Linked DNA regions of Homo sapiens: regions 2 and 3 are each linked to region 1. Evidence: chromatin contacts called from ENCODE Hi-C or POLR2A ChIA-PET data. All regions are on one chromosome and are shown on one strand. The core of a region is the stretch at or near the end of the contact, and the rest is flanking DNA. Distances in the headings are between cores, read along the strand shown.

What was found. Hi-C counts contacts between places; a loop is a spot of excess contacts on that map. ChIA-PET counts read pairs that join two places held with the same protein, here RNA polymerase II (POLR2A). Pooled maps may share reads with other maps.
Region 2: a pooled map shows a loop between it and region 1 (5-fold over the local background). The contact joins two enhancer-like sites. A Hi-C loop is called at or near these places in 6 of 50 pooled maps. POLR2A ChIA-PET finds 5 or more read pairs at or near these places in 2 of 52 experiments (activated CD8-positive, alpha-beta memory T cell and activated T-cell).
Region 3: a map of prostate gland shows a loop between it and region 1 (2.7-fold over the local background). The contact joins two enhancer-like sites. A Hi-C loop is called at or near these places in 2 of 168 maps with a recorded cell type or tissue (heart left ventricle and prostate gland) and 3 of 50 pooled maps. POLR2A ChIA-PET finds 5 or more read pairs at or near these places in 1 of 52 experiments (activated CD8-positive, alpha-beta memory T cell).

What each region holds. Positions count from the first base shown.
Region 1 is chr9:77,819,125-77,822,060 of GRCh38, forward strand. All of the region lies in intron 2 of GNAQ (G protein subunit alpha q), which reads right to left. Among named protein-coding and RNA genes, the nearest start is that of GNA14, 170 kb to the left of the region's middle. Within about 2 kb of position 1,352, at least 4 of the 41 ENCODE cell types and tissues checked have a DNase peak (open chromatin) inside an H3K27ac peak, as active enhancers do.
Region 2 is chr9:77,475,038-77,477,961 of GRCh38, forward strand. All of the region lies in intron 2 of GNA14 (G protein subunit alpha 14), which reads right to left. The region is part of intron 2 of GNA14-AS1 (GNA14 antisense RNA 1); the gene reads left to right. Among named protein-coding and RNA genes, the nearest start is that of GNA14-AS1, 29 kb to the left of the region's middle. Within about 2 kb of position 1,319, at least 4 of the 41 ENCODE cell types and tissues checked have a DNase peak (open chromatin) inside an H3K27ac peak, as active enhancers do.
Region 3 is chr9:77,438,741-77,441,628 of GRCh38, forward strand. All of the region lies in intron 2 of GNA14 (G protein subunit alpha 14), which reads right to left. Among named protein-coding and RNA genes, the nearest start is that of GNA14-AS1, 7.5 kb to the right of the region's middle. Within about 2 kb of position 1,556, at least 4 of the 41 ENCODE cell types and tissues checked have a DNase peak (open chromatin) inside an H3K27ac peak, as active enhancers do.

The DNA.
Region 1 (2,936 bases), core at 102-2,601:
TGGAAATAATGATGAATGCTAGCTTTCAGAATTCTTAGCAAGCTGGTGGCAAGGCTTAGAGGGAACATTGTGAGAACTAAGTAGCTACTCTCAGGAACTCTGGCAGAATTCTAGGGAAAGACCACATGGAAACCGCAAGATGTGCCAATGTGGTAATGTCTTGTTTTCAGATTCAGTCGTCATAAAATTCAGGTAAATCTTCGATGTGTTGATGTTTCCATGTTTGCTTCTGCAAAGGGAAGGAGGAACTGAGGTCCTACCAAAGTGGGTCTTACCCAGCCCACAGCAGGCCAAGCCTTTAGGTGAAATGAAAAAGACCTCATAGTCACTTTGGAAGGATTTTCAAAATCTCATTAACAGCTGAAGGCGGCTTTAGACTGGAATGTCACACCTACCCAGAAGTAGAAAGCCAAATGGTAACTTCCACATTTGTGGAAGCTCTTAGACACAAATATCCAGCTTATTAGGCCTGCTCTGTCTGAAGGGATGCCCAACACACACAGAAGACCTCAAAATCAGAAAAAGTGCAAGCCAGCATCAGACTTCATCTCAATTCTGAACTGCAGCACACATCTTCCTACTTTTTTTCTAAGTGCTTATTTCCTTTTGGCACTTGACTCTAAAGAAAAAAATCACCAACTCCTAAATGGACTGTGGAAAAAAAAAAAAAACCCTCAGCCTTTTTGGTTTTGTTTTCTTCTGCTCAAAGGAAGTACAGAGTGAAATGATGGATGCTGAGACAAGACTGCTGGTGTTGTAATTCCACTTCCACCCAGTACTAGCTGACTGTCATCTTGTACAAGCTATTTAACATCCTCAACCTCTGCTTCCTAATTACCTCCCTCTCATAATCCATTAAATGGAGGTAATCATAGCACTTATTTTAGAGGGATAAATTACAGAATGCATATAAAATACTCGAAGAAGAGCCAGACACTTAAGGCTACTAGTTATTTAAAATGCAAAAAAAAAAAAAAAAAAAGGAAAAATAGTACAAAAAATATAAACCATGGTACAAATACCTACTAGATTCTTGTGACATTGGGAAAGTCACTGAAGCCTAAATTTGCTCAAATGTGAAATTACAGTCTGGAGGCCCTGACTGGATAATAGATCTCTGAGTTCTCAAATTTGCAAATACTGCTTAGCATAAAATCTCCTGCAGAAAACTTGGACGTGAACTGTATTTATCAGACTGTTTCACGTTTTCTGACTTCATTAGAACCTGAACCCTGACCTTTCAGGTGCATTATATGCAGAGTGACAGTTGTTGTTTTATCTTTTTCTGAGCATTACTGCATAAATGACAAAGAACAGCAAAGTCATACTGAACTGCTGCTGGCTGGGTTCTCATTGTGAGTGATTCACTCCCATAAAACAGCCTCTCCACACTTATGATTCAACATGTGGCTCAGCAAAATTAGAAATTACTACATGACACAGCCTTTTGAAGCCCCTCATGAAAACGAAAGATCTTCTGTGTGGAGTCTTTAAGTGGTAAGGATCTACTGATTCTCCTTTACTAAGCTTCCATGTCCTTCTTAAACTTGGCATTAGATGGAGACTACTGAATCTCAAATTAGTAATTCTGGGAACCACAGTAGCAAAGAGGAAGAACTTGAACAGCCTGAGACCAAATCAGGTATCAATAATAACTCTGTCATGTACCAGCCCTGTGTCTTTAGACAAGTCACTCAACCTTCCTGAACCTCAGTTTCTTCATCTATAAGATGGAACAATTTGTTGTAGGGCTGTTAGGAAAAGTAAAAGAGATGTTTCTAAAATGCCTAGTACAAAATATTATAATTACTATGAAATCTTGTGGTATCTCAAAAGTACCATTAATAATTATTTCAACAAATATTTATCGCTCATGTGTTAGACAATACACAAGACAATGATGAAAAGGAAAAATAGAGAATGTATGTTAAATACAATGTTCTAGATTACAATGTTAGAGAAGAAAGTTTATTAAACTGCCACATATCCTTTCATTAAGACTTCACAAACTGATTTATTAACTCATTATTAAGTTTGTTCTTCTATCATTAGATTTTTATTTTTAATCTCCATTATGGTCACCAAGATAATCAATGACTATAGTTATACTGTCTTTCCCAAAAAACATTTGCTGGAACTACAATTCTCCTCTTGGTTTTGCTGGCCTATAGGCTTTATTTGCTCATTCTAACATAGAATGGGGATTCCTTCTTGGGTAAAGGAAATACCCCTCCTTTATTGTTTAAAATATATTTTTTTTTCTTTTCAGAGAACTCAATCTCTTTCTTGGCCCTACCACTACCATTTTCCATGTAAATATTCTTCTATTTGGTTCTTTGCTTAACATTTTCCTTTTTCATGTTTGTCTGTAATGTCATAATTATCAGTATCAATGACATTGTAGGTCAGATGCTTGATGCAGCATGGCAAAACCTACATCAAACACTTCCAGAGTATGTTGATTGATATAATTACATAATTCCATTACAAAGAACACTGCCTTCAGGTCTATAAAATCTTGGGGTACAATTTAAAATTTTGCACTCTCTGAAGTTCTACTATTATCTTCATAATTATGATGTTGTACTATCCTAGTATGGGTGTGTGTGTGTGTGTGTGTGTGTGTGTGTGTGTATGTATGTATGCATTATTAATACCACCAAAAAAACTAGTTTATCTTCAGAGAGTTTATACAAAGTCACAGTTGATTTAAAAAAATTGAAAAGAGAGATTAAAGATATGCATATTCATTAAAATTCAAAACAATTAGGGTATGGTCTGTATGACTACTTTCAAAGAATATCTGAGGAACATTAATTAATGGAAAATTAAGTTAATGGAAAACTAAGTTAATTGGAATGTTAATAGGTATTTGACAAATGGATTCTGAAGTCCAAGTAAGAGAATGGGGAGAATAATGGTTATAAATAGTCAAA
Region 2 (2,924 bases), core at 69-2,568, 340 kb before region 1:
CTTTTATGGGGGACATAAAATTTTGTGATCCACACCCAAGTTGGCTGGCAGCTGTTTGTGTTGAAACAAGCCCAGAGGCAATGAAGAGACAACTCATCTATATTGCTTCCGTCACTCAGTGATGGAAATTCACATAATAATGGAATGCCACAATGAGAACAGGTCTGACATGGAAGACAAACTATTGATATAAACCCTCTTCTCCAGTGTGGCTATACAAGGGAATTTGTTCAACTGGTAATCACCTACGCCCACAGTCAGGCTGTGGGTATATAATGACAAGCAGAAATAGTTGCTATGGTTAAGAAAACATGGTCACTAGGATCAGAACTTGAAAAGGCTTAGTTGGATGACAGGGCTTGTGACATTAAAGCAAAATGACAACACCTGTCCTTGAGTAGTTATTGTACATTACCTAAAATGTATCCTGGGGATGAATGTGGGGCTTAGGCCCTAGGAGAATGGCTCTGGTCCTTCGGTAAAACAGTAGAGAGAGCTGGGGGAATCTGGCTGTGAAGGCAGTAAGTGGTCTGGCTCCAGAGGAGGGTCTGAGAACTGAGCATGGACCCTTCCTTCCCTCCTTGCTCCCCTCTCCTCTAAATCTCACCACTCCTCTTCGTTCTTTCTAGAGCATCCTCCCAGGGAAAGATCAGGTTGAGATAAGCAATCATCTAGGGCACAAAATTTAAGGGGACCGGACATGCATTCTTGGGTCTCTGCACAAACCCCGTGCACCTAGGAGAGCATATGCTGCCCTTGTTCAACAGACATATCTGGAAAGGAGACCTACGTGGGCTCTAGAAGCTGCTCGATGCTGTGGGTTGGGGTGTTGGGGTTCTGGGGTACCCAAAGATAGAGGGATGCAGGCATGGTGGGCATATCCCCTTAGCCCCCTAAAATTGTCACCTCAGTAGGTAGGACACAGCAGGAGCAGGCCTAAGTGTGCCCTTGAGCTTAGACTTCTGATGACTAAATTGGCTTGGCAGAAATACATGTGACTAAGAAATGCAAAAAGAGATGCTCTGCATTATAAGTAATTTGGGAAATTGGAATTCAAACAACAACAATAACTTAGCTTAGATGGGTTTAAACAGGGGAGGGATGTGGTCAGAATGCTTTAGAAATGAAAGAATCTAGTCCTTAAAGTAGCACCCAACTTCCTGGGGAAATGATTCAGATTTTAGATTTTCTAAAATACTGAAATGACAAAATCACACCAACAAGATTGCCTCTCTTGGTACGTTAAAATAGCACAGAATATCAGAGTACTGAAAACCCAGCATCGCCATCTCTAGGTAATGAGGGGGAGGCGCCCTGAGAGCAGGAAATGACATCTTCATCTCTGGGGAGGCCACAGAGCACAGCAGAGCAGCTGGCTCATTGTTGTCTTCTGAATGAACAAAATCAGAATACCAGTTCACACACAGAATCGTAAAGCTCCCACACAGGAGTGTAGAGGGTCCACATATAGAAACATTTGCTGTATAATTGAAGATTATCTGTGTCAGGGAGGCAGTGTGAAAAGAATAAGGGCCATACTGCCTCTTACAACTGGTGACTTCAACACATATGCTCTCTCCTGAAGGCTTAATAAAATGATAGGATAGTAGTTTGTTTGTTTAAAGGCAAGTCCTATAAACTGAAAAGGATAAAATGAATTGGAACTATTGTGGAGGAGTAACAAGAAAATTTGAGAAAATGGAAAAGAGATGCAGATGAGTGAGTACATAGCACTTAACAGGAGAGAAAGCTGAAACCTTGTATCTCTTGGGGAGAAACCCAAAAGAAGTCAGTGGGTTCATACCTGGGAACATTTCAAGGCTCCTTCTGGGTTAAAGGCCCACCATTTAGAAAGGTGGTGGTGTTCCTCAAGGCAGTGGGGTTGGCTCAGGGAAAGACTGCATGAGTAACAGCTGAGTTTCCACCCTTCACAATCATTCCACCTTGTCAGGATTCTGTAATTTGCTCCCTCAGCCAGAAGACATACAGGCACCAAGTATAGTTTAAGGAGGAAGGTGCATTTTGAAACCAGGTATGGGCCAGGCACGGTAGCTCTCACGTGTAATCCCAGCACTTTCGGAGGCTGAGGCAGGTGGATTGCTTGAGGCCAGGAGCTCGAGACGAGCCGAGGCAACATGGCGAAACCCTGTCTCTACTAAAAATACAAAAATTAGCCGGGTGTGCTGGCGTGCACCAGTACTCAGGAGGCTGTGGTGGGAGGATTGCTTGAGCCCAGAAGGCAGAGGTTGCAGTGAACTGAGATCCTGCAACTGCATTCCAGCCTGGGTGACACAGCAAGATCATGTCTCAGAAAAAGAAAAGGAAAAAAAGAAAGAAAACAGATATGTTAAGTAAAAGTCCATGTACTGAATCCTGAGCCCTCCAGCCCCATTCCCCTGCTGAGAATATGGCAGCCAGAGTTGAAATCAGAACATTCCTCAAAAACAGACCTGCTCAGGAGAAAAAGCCTAACTAATAATTACAGGCATTTGAAGTCTCATAATAGGCCACCATCTAATCACCCACCCATAGCACAGAACTTCCTATCCTCTTTTATAGTGCCTTGCTTCTAAGAAAGAAGGAACAGTCAAAGTTAGCAGGCAGTTAAAGACATTCTCCAAAATAAAACAGAAAGGAAGATACGAAGAAAATGAAGCTATTTGAGGGAAGCAGTGACACTGTAGAAAACAGAAGAAGAATGTTATAAAACTTATAATTATTATCTCCAAGAATCAGAGAAAAATCTTGGAAACAAGAACAGAGTCCCATAAAAAAGGAAGAATTGGAGAACAAAGAGAACATTTTAAAAGTTCAAAAGACAGGTGAGGAAAATTGAAGAAATTCCTTCAACAGAATAAAAAGAGAAAAATGCAGAAATTGAAATAAAATAATAAGAAAATTAAAGAACTATCCAGGCAGTGTAA
Region 3 (2,888 bases), core at 306-2,805, 380 kb before region 1:
ACACACTTCAAACCCATGTGGGCCAACACACACAGTTACATTTTTCTTGAAATGTTTGAGTAAGTTGCAGGCACGATGCCACCTTATCTCTAGAGACTTAGTGTGACTTCCTAAAAACAAGGACATCATCGTGCATAATCACAGTATAATGATCAGCATCAGGAAATAGGCGTGGACACAACATTATTATTCATTATTAAAAATTACTCATCTTCAGGCCTCATCCAAAGTTTGCCAGTTGTTCCAGGAATGTCCTTTATCTGGTCTGGAGCCCAATGTAGGATCACCTGTTGCATATAGTGATTATATTCCTTTAGTCTCCATTTATCTGGAAAAGTTCTTGGTCAGAGAAGTCATTTTTGTCCCTCTGAATGAGAATGGCCCAGCAAGGGTCTGTTCTTTAGTCAAGACATTATGAGGATGGCTGGTGGAGAGAGTGGCAGCTGAGGCCCCAGAGAACGTTCCAGGGACAAGTATTAGGAAGGACAGGGAGGAATGAGGAAGGGAGTACCCTGTTACCTTTATTTAAATACAGTTTTTAATTGGACTATGGAATATGAAATGAATGACTTTCTGTAGATCCTTAACAATGTCTGTGTATTACAAGAGTGGAGTTGGCTGGGTGCAGTGGCTCACGCCTGTTTTCCCACCACTTTGGGAGGCCAAGGTGGGAGGATCGCTTGAGCCTAGGAATTCAAGTCCAGCTGGGCAACATGGTGAGACCCCATCTCTACAAAAAATACAAAAATTATCTGGGCATGGTAGTTGTGCCTGTAGTTCCAGCTACTCAGGAGGCTGAGGTGGGAGGATTGCTTGAGCCTGGGAGGTCAAGGCTGCAGCGAGCCAAGATCGTGCCACCGCACTTCGGCCTGAGTGAAAGAGTGAGATACTGTTTCAAAAATAATAATAATGATGATGACCCAAAAGAGTGGAGTTTTGTGCATAGTTCTCTCTGGTTTGGCAAGCAGCTCATCCACAGGTGTCTGGGTACTTTGATGGGCCTGTTCAAACAACCTCTATGGCACCTGCACTCTGAGCACAAGGGACCCTCATGCGCTGTGGGGAAAGCATTTAAGGCTTGCTTCATCTCAGGGAAAGAGAGGACAAAGAGTCGGAAGAGGACAAGGGTTAGGGGAGATGTGACTTGGGTGGGGCATGTGCTGAGTCTGAGGTGGCCAGCATCTAAGTGGAGATGTCTAAAAGGCAGATGGATAAAATGGGTCTGTCTGTGGTTCACGGAGAGTCCTAGGCTAGAGAAACATCATGAGTTGAAATTGCCTAACACATTCATTTAATTGAAAAAAATATCACTCTCAAAGGAGTAAATATTATAGGAGCAAACTCAGTGATACAGAAACATGACCAGGCTCTCAAAAGTGAGCTCATATCTGGCTTTCTCTTTTTCCTTTCTCAAACAAAATCACCATATTCACTGCTCTGACAGGGAAACCTGGAAAACAGATGTCCTCCATGTGTGTTTCATTCAGAAATTCCCAGGCTAACAGTAAAAGGAGCTGCTGATGAAGTGGCGCCCTGCCGGTTTCACGCAGGGATCCGTGGCTGCCGGTGACAGTCCCTGCCGAGTGTGGTGAGGCCCTCTGGCTGGGACCCAGAGCCCAGCGGGCAGCCCCGTCTCCACCAGATCCTCCCCACGGGGGTGCTTCCTGCCCTATGAATGCCCCAGGACAGCAGGGCTCCGAGCTCTCTGTTCAAGACTGACTTTCCCAATTAAGCTAGAGTCCTTGTTCCTTTGTCAGATCATTAAGCATTTTGGTTAAATTTTATATTTTTAATTTCTATTTACTTATATTTTAATTGACAAAATTGTATATATTTATGGCTTACAATTTGGTGTTTTGATATATGTATACATTGTAGAGTGGCTAAATCAAGCTGTTTAACATTTGTATTACCTCACATGCTTATTGTTTTGTAGTGAGAACACTTAAAATCTACTCCCTTAGCAATTTCCTTTGTTTCTTTTTTCTTTTTTTGAGATGCAGTCTTGCTCTGTCCCCAGGCTGGAGTGCAGTGGCGCAATCTCGGTTCACTGCAACCTCCACTTCCTGGGTTCAAGCAATTCTCCTGCCTCGTCCCCCTGAGTAGCTGGGATTACAGGTGCCCACCACCATGCCCGGCTAATTTTTGTATTTTTAGTAGAGATGGGGTTTCACTATGTTGGCCAGGCTGGTCCTGAACTCCTGACCTCAAGTGATCCGCCCACCTCAGCTTCCCAAAGTGCTGGGACTACAGGCGTGAGCCACCGCGCCCAGCCTGCAATTTTCAAATATACTATATATTATTATTAACTTAGTCATCATGATATACAATAGATCTCTTGAGCAAATTGCTCCTGTCTTAATATTTTCGTTAAAATTAATATTTGCTAACGTATTGATATGGTTTGGCTCTGTGTCCCCACCCAAATGTCATCCTGAATTGTAATTCCCGTAATCCCCACATGTCAAGGGAGGGACCTGGTGGGAGGTGATTGGATGATGGGGGCGGTTTCTCCCATGCTGTTCTCGTGATAGTGAGTGAGTTCTCATGAGATGTGATGGTTTCCTAAGTGCTTGACAGTTCCCTCTTCACATGCGCACACTTTCTGCTGCTGCCTGTGAAGAAGGTGCCTGCTTCCCCTTCTGCCACGGTTGTAAGTTTCCTGAGGCCTCCTCAGCCATGTGGACCTGTGAGTCAATTAAACCTCTTTCCTTTATAAATTACCCAGTCTCCAGTATGTCTTTATAGCAATGTGAGAACGGACTAATACACTTATTATAGATAATAAAAACTTACTATTTCAAGTGTCTACTGTGATGTGCAAGCTTTGTAAAAATAAGTGAGATTAAGATAAAATATATTATTAAATATGAGAACTCTTTGTAGCA